Regions from separate parts of the Homo sapiens genome. Here region 2 is linked to region 1. A link is a contact called in ENCODE Hi-C or POLR2A ChIA-PET data. All regions are on one chromosome and are shown on one strand. Each heading gives the region's core, a stretch centred on a gene start or an enhancer-like site at or near the end of the contact. The rest is flanking DNA. Distances are from core to core; before and after follow the strand shown.

The links. A loop is a pair of places that touch in the nucleus more often than their neighbours do. ChIA-PET counts read pairs that join two places held with the same protein, here RNA polymerase II (POLR2A). Pooled maps may share reads with other maps.
Region 2: a loop to region 1 is called in a pooled map of ovary, with 1.9 times the contacts of the local background. The contact joins two enhancer-like sites. A Hi-C loop is called at or near these places in 11 of 168 maps with a recorded cell type or tissue (Caco-2, Calu3, GM12878 and 8 more), 15 of 37 single-sample maps with no recorded cell type and 16 of 50 pooled maps. POLR2A ChIA-PET finds 5 or more read pairs at or near these places in 16 of 52 experiments (A673, AG04449, AG04450 and 12 more).

The regions. Positions count from the first base shown.
Region 1 is chr3:149,596,285-149,603,725 of GRCh38, reverse strand. All of the region lies in intron 2 of WWTR1 (WW domain containing transcription regulator 1), which reads left to right. Among named protein-coding and RNA genes, the nearest start is that of WWTR1-IT1, 52 kb to the left of the region's middle. Within about 2 kb of position 4,370, at least 5 of the 41 ENCODE cell types and tissues checked have a DNase peak (open chromatin) inside an H3K27ac peak, as active enhancers do; they include endothelial cell of umbilical vein, where a contact is called at or near this core.
Region 2 is chr3:149,629,689-149,637,129 of GRCh38, reverse strand. All of the region lies in intron 2 of WWTR1 (WW domain containing transcription regulator 1), which reads left to right. Among named protein-coding and RNA genes, the nearest start is that of WWTR1-IT1, 19 kb to the left of the region's middle. Within about 2 kb of position 2,937, at least 3 of the 41 ENCODE cell types and tissues checked have a DNase peak (open chromatin) inside an H3K27ac peak, as active enhancers do; they include endothelial cell of umbilical vein, where a contact is called at or near this core.

The DNA.
Region 1 (7,441 bases), core at 3,121-5,620:
GTAACACAAAACTTTCTGTGTGGAATAGAGAAATTTAATCACTGTCATGATTTCATCAGTGGGGCAGTTCACAGCTTTAGGGCATGCCAATGAGCTGTATCACTTCAGAGTTAACCAAAGAAAGAAATGTAATGGGGGATGGAGAATGTAATTAGAGTGGAGTACAAGGGGGGGGTGGGGAACCTTTGTAACTAAATTATTAGCATTATCATGAAGAAACTGTCTTTTGAATTGTTTTTAAGCTAAAGAAATCATAAAGCAGTGTTTTTATGTGACTATGTAATTCCCCTTGTATTTGAGGTTAATATGCTGCAAATTCTTCATAAATCTTCATTAAGATGTCAAAATTCCTTGTGAAGCCTGTCTTCATTTGCATTCCCTTGTACAGTTATTAACAAAGACCCTTTATGTCTCTGCCCAGCTTGATTTCAGTCATGAACTCCATTTTCCTTTTATTATTTCATAGAATCTGGTTCCTTGATTGAACTTAGTAAATCATTTCTTGAGGACTTGGTGGGAAGCCAGAGAGTGGTAGTGAGGGGGGCAGTTTATGAGCCCAGGGTGGGTGGAGACCCTTGTTCCTCAAAGCAAGACATTATTAACTTTAGAGTCTCCTCTTATCAGATCTTAAAAATTCTTGCCCAAAGTTAATAGTTTTTGAAGTTTGCAAATAGATTTCTACAGTTGAAACCTAGAGTAGAAAGAAGCCTGGTTATTTATTTATTTATTTATTTATTTATCTTTGGCTTTAAAATTAGGCTTTTCTGGCCGGGCACAGTGGCTCATGCCTATCATCTCAGCACTTTGGGAGGCCCAGGCAAGCGGATCACTTGAGGTCAGGAGTTCGAGACCAGCCTGGCCAACATGGTGAAACCCCGTCTCTACTGTAAATACAAAAATTAGCTGGGTGTGGTGATGCTGTAATCCCAGCAACTCGGGAGGCTGAGGCAGGAGAATCTCTTGAAACTGGACAGCAGAGGTTGCAGTGAGCCGAGATCGTGCCACTGCACTCCAGTCTGGGCAACAGAGTGAGACTCCGTCTCAAAAAAAAGTTGGGGGGGAAGCCTTTTCTCACCAATTGAGTGTCAGTGTGGCCAGTGTAAACAAGGATGAAAATAGCTATTTGAGGGGTTTGGTGGCCACTTTAAAGTTGTGTCAGGGCAATGATCAACACTAGAGTTTCAGTTCCTGTTGAGATCTGTGCTCTCTACCTTTCAGTCTGTGAGACTGAGTCGGAATGTCCCCAAGTATTTAGGACCCTGTGACTGCTGGAATTTCAGGGTTGCTCAGGGTCCAGAGTGAAAAGAACGCTGCTGCCAATAACGCCTTCCCATCTTGGGTTGCCTTTGTTCACATAGCTTTGCTTATTCTTTAATCCAAATCATCAGCTCATTCCAAAATAGTTGCTAGCAAAAATACATGTGAATGCTCATTCAAGAATATAAAGGATATTAAAATATCCTCTTATATCATGACTCTGCAGACGGAAAATTCTACCTGAACTTTGCCTTTGGTTTTCTTAACATTTCCTCTTAGCCCTACGTAGATACATTTTTCTCCTGTGGGGGAAAATTTATTGTTTCCTCATTTTCCCCCAGCATTATTTGAGTGTCTGCAAATGCATATTGGTAGTTTTTCTAGTAGGACCTGGTTTGTGGTTGTTAATGGTAAATGTGAAAATTAGATGTAGTCCAGGCTCAAAAGGAGTTTAAAATCTGATAGAAATAAGACTTTCCACAACCACTAGTGTGGCAAAATCTCTGTGGGTAAATGTAACTTCAAGCATAATGTACCCATCTCTCACATTTTGCTCAAGTTGAATTTCTTCCGTTCTGAGGCAGCCACTCCCTCTGTACCATATGATTACATGGCTTGCTTACTTGCTGTACTGCCTTTAGCATTGTCGGTTGGGTGTTTTAAACCTGCACGTTTTATTTCTCAAGTAGACCGGAGGATCCTTAAAAGGTAGCCAAAGAATAGAATTATATAATATTTTAAAAAGTAAAAAAAAAAAATAATTTTTTTCATATTCTGGGTCATTGTAGCTTTGTTTACAAGGACTTTACATGTTGAAGAATTGGAGGATGTATTAGTTTTGGGTTTTTTAGGTTGGTTTTTAGAGAAGTATTAGGAAGTTCCCAAGGGGATTGACCTTGTAGTTTCAAGAAAAGGAGAAATGGTCATGCCTGGGCATTTTTGGGTGCTTTGTTTGAAATATGCATCCACTTGGCTGGGTGTGGTGCCTCATGCCTATAATCCCAGCATTTTGGGAGGCTGAGGCAGGTGGATCACTTGAGGTTAGGAGTTCCAGACCAGCCTGGCCAACACAGTGAAGCCCCCTCTTTACTAAAAATACAATAATTAGCCAGGTATGGGGGCTCACCTGTGTCACCTGTGGTCCCAGATACTCAGGAGGCTGAAGCACTAGTATTGCTTGAACCTGGGAGGCAGAGGTTGCAGTGAGCTGAGATGGCTCCATTGCACTCCAGCCTGGGCAACAGAGTGAGACTCTGTCTCAAAAAGAAAGAAAAACTATAAAAAATTATAAAATATGCATCTACCTCTTGAAATTGATACATTTTTGAATTTGGAAATGTTGAATAATTAGAGCCTGAGCATAGGTCTATGTTTTGCTAAGATAATGTACTTGGGAGGGTGGTTAAAATAGTCATTAATTTTGGTCACAAATTTAAACAGAGCTTGCTTGACAGGGACAGCTTCTCTCTGTTTCATGCAGTGTCATTTGGAGTGGCTTGACTGGGGGACAAGGGATTAATTTTCAAGGGGGCTCACCCACATGACTAGCAAGTTGGTGTTGACTGTCAGCCAGGCAACATTTTCTTTCCAAGTGGGTCTCTCTACAAAATGCATGAGCTTCCTTATGGCATGGTGGCTGGGTTCCAAGAGTGAGCATTCCATGAAACAGAAAGTAGGAGCCATGAGTTGGTGCCGGAAACTGGTACATCATATTTACCATATTCTATTGGTCAAGCAGTTGATAATGTGAATTTTAAATAGGAAATTTTATGACTCATGGAAAGACTTTATTTGGATTTCATTTAATGTATCAAATGGGTACCCCAGGGTGGCTATTGCCTTGAGGAAGGTGCTTTATTTCCACTAATGTATAAAGGAAGGTGCCAGGCCCATGAGGTACAACTAATGCTTATTATCAATTTTATTTTATTCTTCCCCTTCAGGTGAGTGGAGTGAGTGTCAAGGACAGAGGACTGAGGTCCCAGCTTGAGGTGCTTGGAGGGACAGAGAAGAATCAGGGTGAGGAAGCTGTCAGGCTCCTCTTTTCCCTTTTGGCCCTGTGACTTTATTAGCTTAACTAATACTTCATAGTGTTTGCTATGTACCAGGCACTTTACATATATTAACTCAATTATATTCCCATCGGGGACTGTGTTACAGGTAGAATCTTAATTAAAGCTACTGCTACTGATTCTTAATAATGGCATTACTTGAAGAGATTATTATTAATAGGCCCTTGCCCCATTTGATTACACTGTGTGATATACAGTTGTCCCTTGGTGTCCGGAAAGGATTGGTTCCAGGACCCTGGAAGATACAAAAATTTGACGACGCTCAAGTCCTTTATAGACAATGTCATCATATTTGCATAAAGCCTATACACATCCTCTCTTATACTTTAAATCATCTCTAGATTTACTTATAATACCTGATAAAATGTAAATGCAATGTAAATAGTTGTTATACTGTATCATTGTATTGTTTTTTATTTGTATTCATTTTTACAAATTGTTGTACTATCATTATTTATTTTGAATATTTTCAGGCCAATGTTGGTTGAATCCCAGGATGTGAAACAGGTGAAGATGAAGGGCCCATTATATACCTTGTCGCTATTTAAAGATGTCTCAAACTCTTGGAATTTTGATGTTTTTGAACATGTAACTTAATGGATCCTCCTTCATATTATTGTAGTTTCTCTTAATACTAAAGTAGATATTATTGCCTTGGTGTATTTTACTTTTAAGTTTAAAAAATTTTTGATTTAATGATACTCTTGAGGATTTTAGTTTGGGATATTACCACTGTCAAAGCTGGCAGGTTCTTCACTTGATTAAGTCTTATTTCCACTCAACACCATTTAAGTAGTTTGAGACTGGTTATAATGAGCATTGGTACAGGACTGGCCCCTCTTTTCAGTCAAGGTCAGTTGGCAACAGCTATACACTGTTTCTTTATTTTGGAAAGGTTTTGCTTGCGCAAAGACTTACTCTTTTAACCAAATCCTGCTTTTCATCTGTTTTTGATGGCAACAGACCATATTTCCCAGCCATTTGCAAACAGTGCCTGTCTGGCGGGATTTCCTGGACACAGCCCTTGACAACCATTACTGGCCAACTTTTGAACTTCAGTGTTTAACCTGGTTATTTGTTCTGTGTTTTCTGCCATGGGCCATGGGAACCATAAGCTTATCCTTTTGAGACTAGCAGAAGGTCCAAGAACAATCCATTTGCTAATTGGACCCATTGCTTTCCCCAGCCCATTAACCTTCATGAATCAAATCTTCCTTCCAATATCCAGCTATTCATCTACAAGTCAGTACTATGCAGAGTGATACTTTCTAACCAAGGTGCCTATGGTAGACCTTGGTCATTGCCATTTTGGAATCTTTACCTTATGGACTGATATAATCCAAACATGTCAGTGTGTCATAAAAATTGGTTGGCCAATTAAAGATAATTTGATAGTGCAAATATCATTAAAATTGTTCTTATGTACAAATAATAATTTAAAAATCCATATATAATGACTTACAAGTAATAAGGCCGTACTTTTTTCACTCTAAAAAAAATAAGCAAATGATAAAACATTCATGCTCTTTGACCCAGTGGTACTGATTCTGGGGCTCTAGCCTAAAGAAATAACTCAAAACATTGAGAAAAGCTTATGCTTATGGATGTTTGTTGAAGCATTATTTGTAATGAATAAAGAAAAATATAAATATCTAACAGTAAGGAATTGTTAATTAAATTATGATGTTGATGAAAGTTTTTAACGGCATTTGAATATTGTTATGATGTTAAATGAAAAAAAAATGGAATACAGCATTTTCCACAATATGGTCACAGCCATGGAAAAAACATGCATTAGAAAAAAGACAGAAACCAGCCAGGCACAGTGGCTCACGCCTGTAATCCAAGCAATTTGGGAGACACTAGGAGACACTAGAAAGAAGATTAAAGAAAATTTCAAGAGTGCTTGGCTTGAGTGCCAGTCAGACTTGGGTCCAAATTCCTACTCTTTTACTTATGAGCTATGTAGCTTCAGGCAAGTCTTTTAAACTTTTGAGCCTCAGTTTCCTCATTTATAAGATGGGGATAATAATTTTTCCAGGATTATTGTGAGTATTAAATGAGATAATGATACAAGTAAAATTCTTGATAATCTATAGGCAACCAACAGCTGGATGGTGGCAAGTACTAATTCGTAGCTTCAAGATGTTCTCAGTTGTATTCTTGACTTTGGCATTCTTCTGTTACGTTTGCACTGATTTTTGACATGCTGCTAGGAGACAGGTAATGTGAAGGATCTATTGGGGGGTTTGCCTTTACGGCTTTTCTGGTACATTGTAGGTCAAACACCAACACCTGTGTTAGGCCCTGTCACATATTCAGGGACCTTCACTGTTCACCTGAGCTTAACCAACAACACTCACCTGCAGGCATGCACTTGAGTACAGATGCTGCTTGTTTTGAGTGAAGCAGATACAGAAAATCTTTAACTACAATCCCATTTATAAAAGGGTGGAGCTTATTTCTTTTAAAAAATAATCATTCCAAAAAGATTTGCACAGAATTAATTTTCAAAGGGTGACCTCTCTTGTGCATTTAAAATGTGATTCAAGCAAACCAAACAAAAAAAGGATTCGGCCTACACTTTCAGTGGCACGAAGTAAAGTGCACTTGTGTCCAAGGTTGGACTCCTTGCTTTTCTTCCAAGCATCTTTCCCAGTCTCATCATTTACTAGTTTATATTTTAAACTTAGCTTCAGAATGCTTATGCTGATGTTAATGAGTCTATCTTCAAATGCTATTTTAGTTTATCTTTTTTACTTTATTTTATTTTTTTTTGAGACAGGATCTCACTCTCACACAGCTCACAGCAGCCTCACCCTCCCTTGAGCTCAGGTGATCCTTCCACCCCAGCCTCTCGAGGCACTGGGACTTCAGGTGTGCGCTGCCACGCCTAGATAGATAATTTTTCTTTTTTTCTTTTTTTTTTCCTTCTTCTTCTTCTTCTTCTTTTTTTTTTTTTTTGTAGAGCTGGGGTTTCACCATGTTGCCCAGGCTGGTCTCGAACCTCTAGGCTCAATCTATCACCCATCTTGGCATTCCAAAGTGCTGGGATTACAGGCTCCTGGCCTATTTTAGTTTCTCTCTGTTCTTTATAGTGGATCCTTAAGGCATAGAGAATTTTAGGAAGAGTATGAGCATGGAATAGTAAAGTCATTGTTGTCAGCATACGACAGAGGGAAAGTCACTGAGTCTTTTTGATCCTTGGCTTCCTTATCAATAAAATACTAATATTGGCACTGTTTACCTAACAGTTATTGTGAAGCCAAATCACAATAGCTAACATTTATTAAACAATTATGTGTTCTAGGCACCATGTTAAGAGCTTTGCATGCTTTATTAACTTTAATTTCAGGGTAACTTTATGGAGTAGATCATTGTGTCCTAATCATAATGGTAGCTAATATTTATTGATAGTTTTCTATCTGCCAGGTTTTGTTCTAAGGTCTTTGTGTGTCATAGATATTGGTAGAAAATGGAGGCACCAAGAGATTAAGTAATTTGCCCAAGTTAATTTAAGTAGAAAGTGTAGGAGCTACTATTGGAACACAATCTGATTCCAGACGTCTTAACCACTGTGCAATATCTCCACTGTATAGATGTAGAAACTGAGAAATAGAAGCACAGTAGCTTATCCAAAGTCACACAGCTAGTAAGCGGCAGATCTTACCTTCAAACAAGATTCGCCATTGCGCACATCATTATCTGTTATGCAACATGGCTTCAAAGTCTGAGTGATGGCACCAGGTACTGCTCTGAGTGCTCTTCAGCCTCTGTCCTCAGAGTCAAGAAAATGTGTACCAGTGGCGGGTCCACTAGAAGATCCACTGCACTACGGCTGTTGCCTTGTGTATTCAAATCCACAGTTCCTCATGTCCTGAGGTCAGCGAGCCACAGAGAAGTGGGCTCACCTTTTCTAACTTAATCAGTGCACTGACAGAGGAACAGGTTACAGAGGGATTTCTCTGGGAAAGCTGTGGTGCCAGGGCTTGCTTGTGCCCAGCAAGGGAATTAGAAATGCCAGGGCTAATTCCCCAGTGGAGAATGATTCAGAAGAAAAATGAATTCCTGAAGGCTGTTGTGTTATCAGTGCCAGGTCTGAGAGAGCAGGG
Region 2 (7,441 bases), core at 1,688-4,187, 35 kb before region 1:
GAAATTGAGTTTAGAAATAATAGACAACCTTTGATTATTTGCTGTGATAGAGAGTACTTGTCCTTTATTTTTATTCTATATGCTATGAACTCATAGTGACAAGAACCAAATCTTACCTGCCTTGCATAATACTTCTCTCTTTTTTTTTTTTTTTTTTTTTTTTCACTTGAGACAGTCTTGCTCTGTCGCCCAGGCTGGAGTGCAGTGGCATGATCCCAGCTCACTGCAACCTCTGCCCCCTGGGTTCAAGTGATTCTGCCTCAGCCTCCCGAGTAGCTGGGGTTACAGGCACCTGCCACCACACCCAGCTAATTTTTTGTGCATAATACTTCTCTAATGCCTGGCCCAAAGCATGGCATGCATAGTAGGGATTCATTTAACTTTTGCTGAAAGAAATATAAATGATTTTTTTCTTTTAAATTTCTACATTATTTAGATTTTCTGGTGACTCTTTCCTATGCAATAAGCCAATACATATTTATGGAGCACATACTGTGTGCCACATACTGGTACTGTGCTTAGCATAAAGGATACATATAATGTATATTTTACTTTAGAATATATTCTATTCTTTGTATTTAATTCTTAGCCCGACTATAAATTCTAAAAAATCAGTTTTTCAAGCAAAAACAATGAAGATCCAAGAAAGGAAAATTTCCTGGTATTAATTCAATATATTCATCTATTCCCAGATTATTTCCACATTCCACTTGATGGTGGAAATTTACTACCCCCTCCTTGCCTTTCAAATGATCCTAAGATCGTAACCTTTCCCAATGGAGCTGAAGAGGTAGAGTAGGCTGTTTGGGTTTCAAAGGACTTTTCAGGACACAAAGTAAATAGGGGAATTGGAGATATCAACAAAACTAATTAAGTGGATTGACTGTGTCAGTAGTGAGTACAGAGATGTCAGAAAAGCTAGTTGTAGCAAGTATTTAAACACAGCCTCAAGTTCATTTTCAGTGGTGTTGCCATCATCCACAAACTTCAAAGAAAGTTTAGCCAGATTAATCCAGGAAAATTCATTCTCCTGGGAACATCACATTCTAAATTACTTATTCATTGTTAATATCTTCATTTAAAATTTTGACTTGAACTTTTTTATTCTTTACTTGTCCTTTAAGATCACACAGACCCAAGATTTGATAAGGTTATCATCTTTTCAGATCTCAGAAAAGTGGGAAAATGAATTCCCTTTTGACCAGAATAAAGGGAAGAAGAATTTAAAATTATAAACCAGGTTTACTTTACTCATAGATGGTCATATATTCAACATTGCCTTTTTTTTATTTTAAAAAACTGCCCAAGTCATAAATAAATGCATTCTTGCTTTAAGAAATTCAGCTAAAGCAATAGACTTTCTTGACCCTCTATCCCCAATCCTGCTCATCTCCCCAGAAGGAGAGCCCATTTCTCAGTTCAGGGACTGTCCTTCAGACTTATGCATGTAGAAACCAATGATTCAAGTTTTTCTTCTTCTCCTTCTTCCTTCTTCCTCCTTTCTCCTTCCTCCTCCTCCCTCTTCCGCTTCCTCTTCTCCTCCTACTCTTCCTCTTCGTCCTCCTTCCTCTTCTTCTTCTCCTTCTCTTTCTCCTTCTCCTTCTCCTTCTCCTCCTTCTTCTTCTTCTTCTCCTTCTATATATTGTACCTTAACTTCGTTTTTACCCACCACTTTAAAGTATTTTGTTCTATGACAGCAGCTAGAGATCTTAATACGTTACTCCATTTCATGGCTATACACAGTTTATTTACCCGTTTTCCTAGTAATGGGACTGTAATGTTACTTAAACCTCATCTCAAAGACCTAATATAAATTAAATTCTAGCTTCATTTGAATCTTTCATCACTTTGAAGGGAGATTTTTAGTAATTATCAAAAGATATGAGATCAAACAAGTCCAATTACTAAAAATACAATGCATTTGTATGATAATTTAAACTTCTTTTAAATATGGAGACCCAGAGCACTGTATCCCCAGCACTCCTGTGAGCTAGCCAGGAGAAGAGGAACATTGTCACAACCACATGAAGAAGAGGGTAGAGCAGGGCCCCCTTCTGCTGATTTCTGATTATACAGGGCTCTTTGGTCAAGATCACAGAATGTGTTTCTCCCTCCCATGCAAGAAAGGCAGGGATTCCTCCTCTCCTCTTTAGTCTTCCATCCCTGCTCAGAGCTTTTTGGCTAGCATTGTCAATTCAAGGTTTGGCCTCAGAGTCTTTGATTTAAGTTGTGAGGGGACAGACATGGTGAGGATATACCGTGGCCGGGTCTGGAGGGTGAGCTACTGAGAATCAGGGCAGGGAAGAGGCTCAGTGGTTGCTGGTGCTGAGGTAGTGTCTGGAAAGCACATCCGTGTGAAAGGGCGAATGCCAGCTGAGCATGGCCTTGGGTCACTGGCTGCCTTGCAAACAGGAGCTCCACAGGAGAGGTGGACTTGCACAACAGCAGCCTGACAGATCCAGGGTCTTTCACTTGCTTCTTTGGGATCCTCACCAAGCATGTCATTCAACCATTTATTGTGCATGGACCTTGGTAGGGAATAGGCATTGCTCTGTTTTCTGATTTATTTCTCCTTGAAAGCCCATTCTCAAGGGCAGGGAACATGTTTTATTCTTCCCAGAACCTTAGGATAAATAAACGGGAAAAAATGAGTGAAAAAGGAAACTTTGGTGGGAGATAATGAGGCTTTTCCTTACTGCTCTTATCTTTAGAAGCTGGGTCACAGACATCTTAATATGCATTTACGTGTATTTATTTAACAAACGTGTACCTAGCACTTACTTTGTGCCAGGCATTGTTCTCACACTGTTCACATTTAATTATGCCAAGAACTCTGACAGAAACACTATTTTTATCCCCACTTTGCTCAGAAAACTGATGTACAGGGCATTTAAGGAACTTGACCAAAGCCGCACACTAGTAAGGACTTAAACTTGGGCAGTCTGGGCCCAGAGCCACCCTGGCTCTCCTTTTCCCTCTCACCGGTCTTGACATGGTTGGGTCTTCATTATTTTTCCCTTTCTGGACCTCTCATCTTTCCTTCCTCTTTCTCCATTCCTGTTGCCTCCACCCTACTGTGTGATGTGATCATTTATTTGTAGACTGCAGCACACTAGCCTCTGACTTCAGTCCTTTGCACACCACAGCCAGGCTAATCTTCCTTCATGATGGCTCTCATCACCCTTTTCCTGCTACAGAACTCTTCTTGGTGTCCTGTCCTGTCAGGGCTGATCTCCTGCCTGGTTCCTAAACCTCTAGAATCTGACAGTGTGACCCTGCTCATCGAGCCTCACTTCCCTTGCAACCCATTTGCTGCCACCCACAGCTCCTGGCAGTGCTTGTACCCCTTCCCTGGAGCACCCTCACTCACCTCTTCCCTGACCCTCCATCAGTTCATTCTGCCATGGATTTCCTTCTAGGTCTCACCTCCTGCCTGACTACACAGCTCTTAGTGTCCGCTCCACCCCTGAACCCAGTCTACAGGCTGTTGGATTTCATTGTTCCTGGCTTCAAAAAGCCTGATTAGGTTTAAACTCTTTGGGGGTCTACCATTATACCTAGCACTGAGCTGGGTCCCAAAGGACATTGTTGAGTACTGGGATTAGTAGGTAGGACGCTTGCCTAATATTGGACTTTTTACTTGGTTTCCTCACCCTTAAATGAAGAACTTAAAGGAGATAATGGCCAAGTTTCCTTTTAATTTGCTTAACCAATTACACTTGCATATATATTTTATTTTTTAGAGACAAGTTCTCACTTGTCACCCAGAGTGTAATGCATTGGCACAATCATAGCTCACTATAACCTCAAACTCGTGGGCTCAAGAGATCCTCCCACCTCAGCCTCCTAAGTAGCTAGGACTACAGGTGTGCGTCACCATGCCTGGCTGGCTTATTTTATTTTTGTAGCGATGGGGTCTTCCTATGTTGCCCAGGCTGTCCTTGAACTCTTGGCCTCAAGCCATGGTCCCACCTCAGCCTCCCAAAGTGCTGGGATTACAGACGTGAGCCACTGTGCCTGGCCATACTTATTTTTTAACAGCTTCATTGATATATAATTTACACAGCACATAATTCACTCATTTTAAGTGTGTAATTCAATAGTTTTTAATAGATTCAGGTATGTACAACCATCATCACAGTCAGGTTTAGAACATTTTCATCACCAAAAAGAGAAGCCCCAACTAACTAGATAGCTATTAGCCATGCCCCTCTCCTCCACATTCTCATCTTCACCAGTCTTAAGAAATTACTAATCCACTTTATGTCTCTGTAGCTTTGTTTATTCTGGAAATTGTATGTAAATTGAATCATATGATATGTAGTCTTTTATGAGTGGCTTATTGCACTTGGCATAATGTTTTCAAGGCTCCTCTATGTTGTAGCATACATCAGAACTTCATCCTTTTTATGGCTTAATAGTATTGCATTGTATGGATATACCACATTTTGTTTATCCATTCATTTGTTGGTGGACTTTTGGGTTGTCTCCACCTTTTTGAAAATTACATCCATTTTTGAGTGGAAAATGATCTTCCTTTAGTGGCTTCTACAGTTGCCAACAGCAGTTTCCCTCTACTGCTTTAAAGGTAGGGATCTGGGCTTAATGGCTTTGTTTGCGTTGTGTGGATGGACAGGTTGGATGCTTGGTCATCAATGTCAGAGAGCAGTCATAGAGAGTACTCATGAGCTTTGTAATCAGACGTACTGGTTTGAATCATGGATCTGCCACATAATGAGCTTACATAACTTCAGGAAGCACGTTTCCTCGTTGGTAAAGTGGGAACTACCTTGCCTGTTTCCTTAGAGTCAGAGCTATGCTAGAAACTACGTGGCCTTGGGGCAACTCAACCAATGCAGAGGGACCTCAAGGCTATAAAAATAAATAAGTAAATAAATTTTAAAAAGTAAAAATTATTTTTTAAAAAGTACTCTCACGCCCGTAATCCCAGTACTTTGCGAGGCTGAATCCAGGCAGATCGCTTGAACCCAGGAGTTTGAGACCAACCTGGGCAACATAGTGAGACTCTGTCTCTACAAAACATGCAAAAAATTAGCTGTGGATAGTGGTGGGCGCCTGTAGTCCCAGCTACTCAGGGGAGCTAAGGTGGGAGGATCACTTGAGCCTGGGAAGTTGAGGCTGCAGTGAGCCGCTGTACTCCAGCTTGGGTGACAGAGTGAGATCCTGTCTCTAAATGAATAAATAAATAAAGTGCTTAAAGTTCTCAATTTTATTAAGGTATCATGCCTCACAGCTCTTCCCTACCAAGCATGGAGCCCAGGATCACCACCCTAGTTGCAGTACCCAGAGTGGACCTACTTAATTTTGTTGGGATAATTCATGTCTCCCTTCGTGTGTGTTAATGGCCTCTCTTGATCTTGGATCTGGATTTGTGCTCCAGTCACTACCCCATCAGGTCATTTGACAAGAATGGCTATAGGGAGTGAAATGTTTTTCCCTCTCTGAGAAGATACAGCGGGAGTGTAATTTCATTCTTTGTGGGATAGGCAAGGAGGATGCATTGCTGTTTTTTGGTAAGCTTTACCTGAAAGTAGTTATGCCAGAGGGTAGGTGGTGATTCTGAGCTTGCTTATGGTTATTGAATATCCATTGGCACTTATATTTGGGGTTTGTACGTGAAGACTGAAAATGCCTTTTTTAGTAACTGGCTGAAGGAGAGATGAAATGTTAATTTGATCCAAACTTTGCTTGGAGAGTGGTGTTTCAGAACTGATTTTGCTAATGTCATTAAGAATCAAGGAACCCGACAATTTTGGATTTTAGGCAAGGCCTCTCTCTACACCCAGAGTAACAACTTAAAAAAATTATTTTAAAGTAAGGAGGTTTTAGAAACATAAACTCTTATAATAGTGGATCTTTTGAGAGAATGGAAAGTAAGTCATTTTCCTCATCTAAACTTAGCTTCTGCCCCCATGATATTGGTAGGAGGTCGAGAAATTTGACTGTGAGAATTATGTGAATCTTTATTCCTCTTCCTCTATTCTGACCCCAGGTGAGTGGGGACAGCTCTTGCCTGGCATTTCTCCCACTGGCTTGACCCATTAATGGCAACTGTGAAAAGGTCAACATTTCCAGGCTGACATACTGACCACATTTTGTGTGGGAGATCTCAACAAAAGAATATTTGTTTCTGGGAGGCTGACATCCCCTTTTGTCCATTAAGCCTGTCCTTTCCATCATTAGATTGTGAACCTTGTCAGAATTAAGTAGAGCTTAAAAACAAGGAAGGAATGAGTAAAGGAAATTTAGTTTGCTACATCTAAATGCAAATTGTGCAAAAACAGATGGGTGAGGTAAGAATGGACGTCATTCCTGGCGTGACTGCAGGTACTCTTGGTCTACACCATGATCCTGGAAAAGGAGGATTTAATCATCTGAGTTATTAACCGTTCTCATTACCTTAGGCATTGTGACTCTGCTTCCTATTGATCCTAGAGCTAAGGTGCCCCGATTTATATGCAAACTCTTGTTTACCTGCCCAATAAGTGCAAAAGGGCTTAAGCAGGTGACTGGGGCCTCACATGAAGTGACAAGACTATTTCTGCCTAGAAGGTACGGGAGCTGAGCGGGACTGAGCTGGTCTGCAGGAAAGGCAAGAAGAAATTCTGATTATCTGTCCCAAATAGAGCCATATCCTGTCTATGAGGTGGCCAGCTAGGAGAGTGGAAACAGTTTAGATCTTTGTCTTTGGCTACTGGTCCGAGAGAAGTTGCTGTTCTTCTTTTATCCTTGGTAGAAAACCTTTTCTTCATCCCTACCTATTCATTGCTAGAGCTGGAGGCCAAAGCAAAATGACAGACTGTAATTTTATATGAGTTATTTTGGGACTAACACTCTTATAATTATGGTTCACTTAAATATTATAATATTACTTATTGCAAAAGCAATTTATAGGGAATTGGAATTTTTTTACAGAAGAAAAAAACGCACCGAAGATTTTATTATTCTAATATCCTTGAAGTTAGCCCGGTGTGGTGGCTCACACCTGTAATCCCAGCACTTTGGGAAGCTGGGGCACGAGGATTGCTTGAGCCCAGGAGTTTGAGACCACTCTGGGCAACATAGTGAGAACTCATCTGTACAAAAAATGAAAAAGTTAGCTAGGCACAGGGTGTGTGTCTGTAGTCCCAGCTACCGGGGAGGCTGAGGTGGGAGGATCGCTTGAGTCATGGAAGTCGAGGTTGCAGTGAGCCATGATTGCTCCACTGCACTCCAGCCTGGGTGACAGAGCATGACCCTGTCTCAGTAATAATACCCTTCAAGTTTTTCCCTATATGTTTGCATATATGGTTTTCATATTGTTATACACTTTCATGATCAGATACTCCATAGTAGATGGGTTGGCTGATATGAAAGGATTTTTTGTTTTGTTTTATTCCTTTAATATGTGTCATCAACAGTTTAAAACTTACAGGGATTT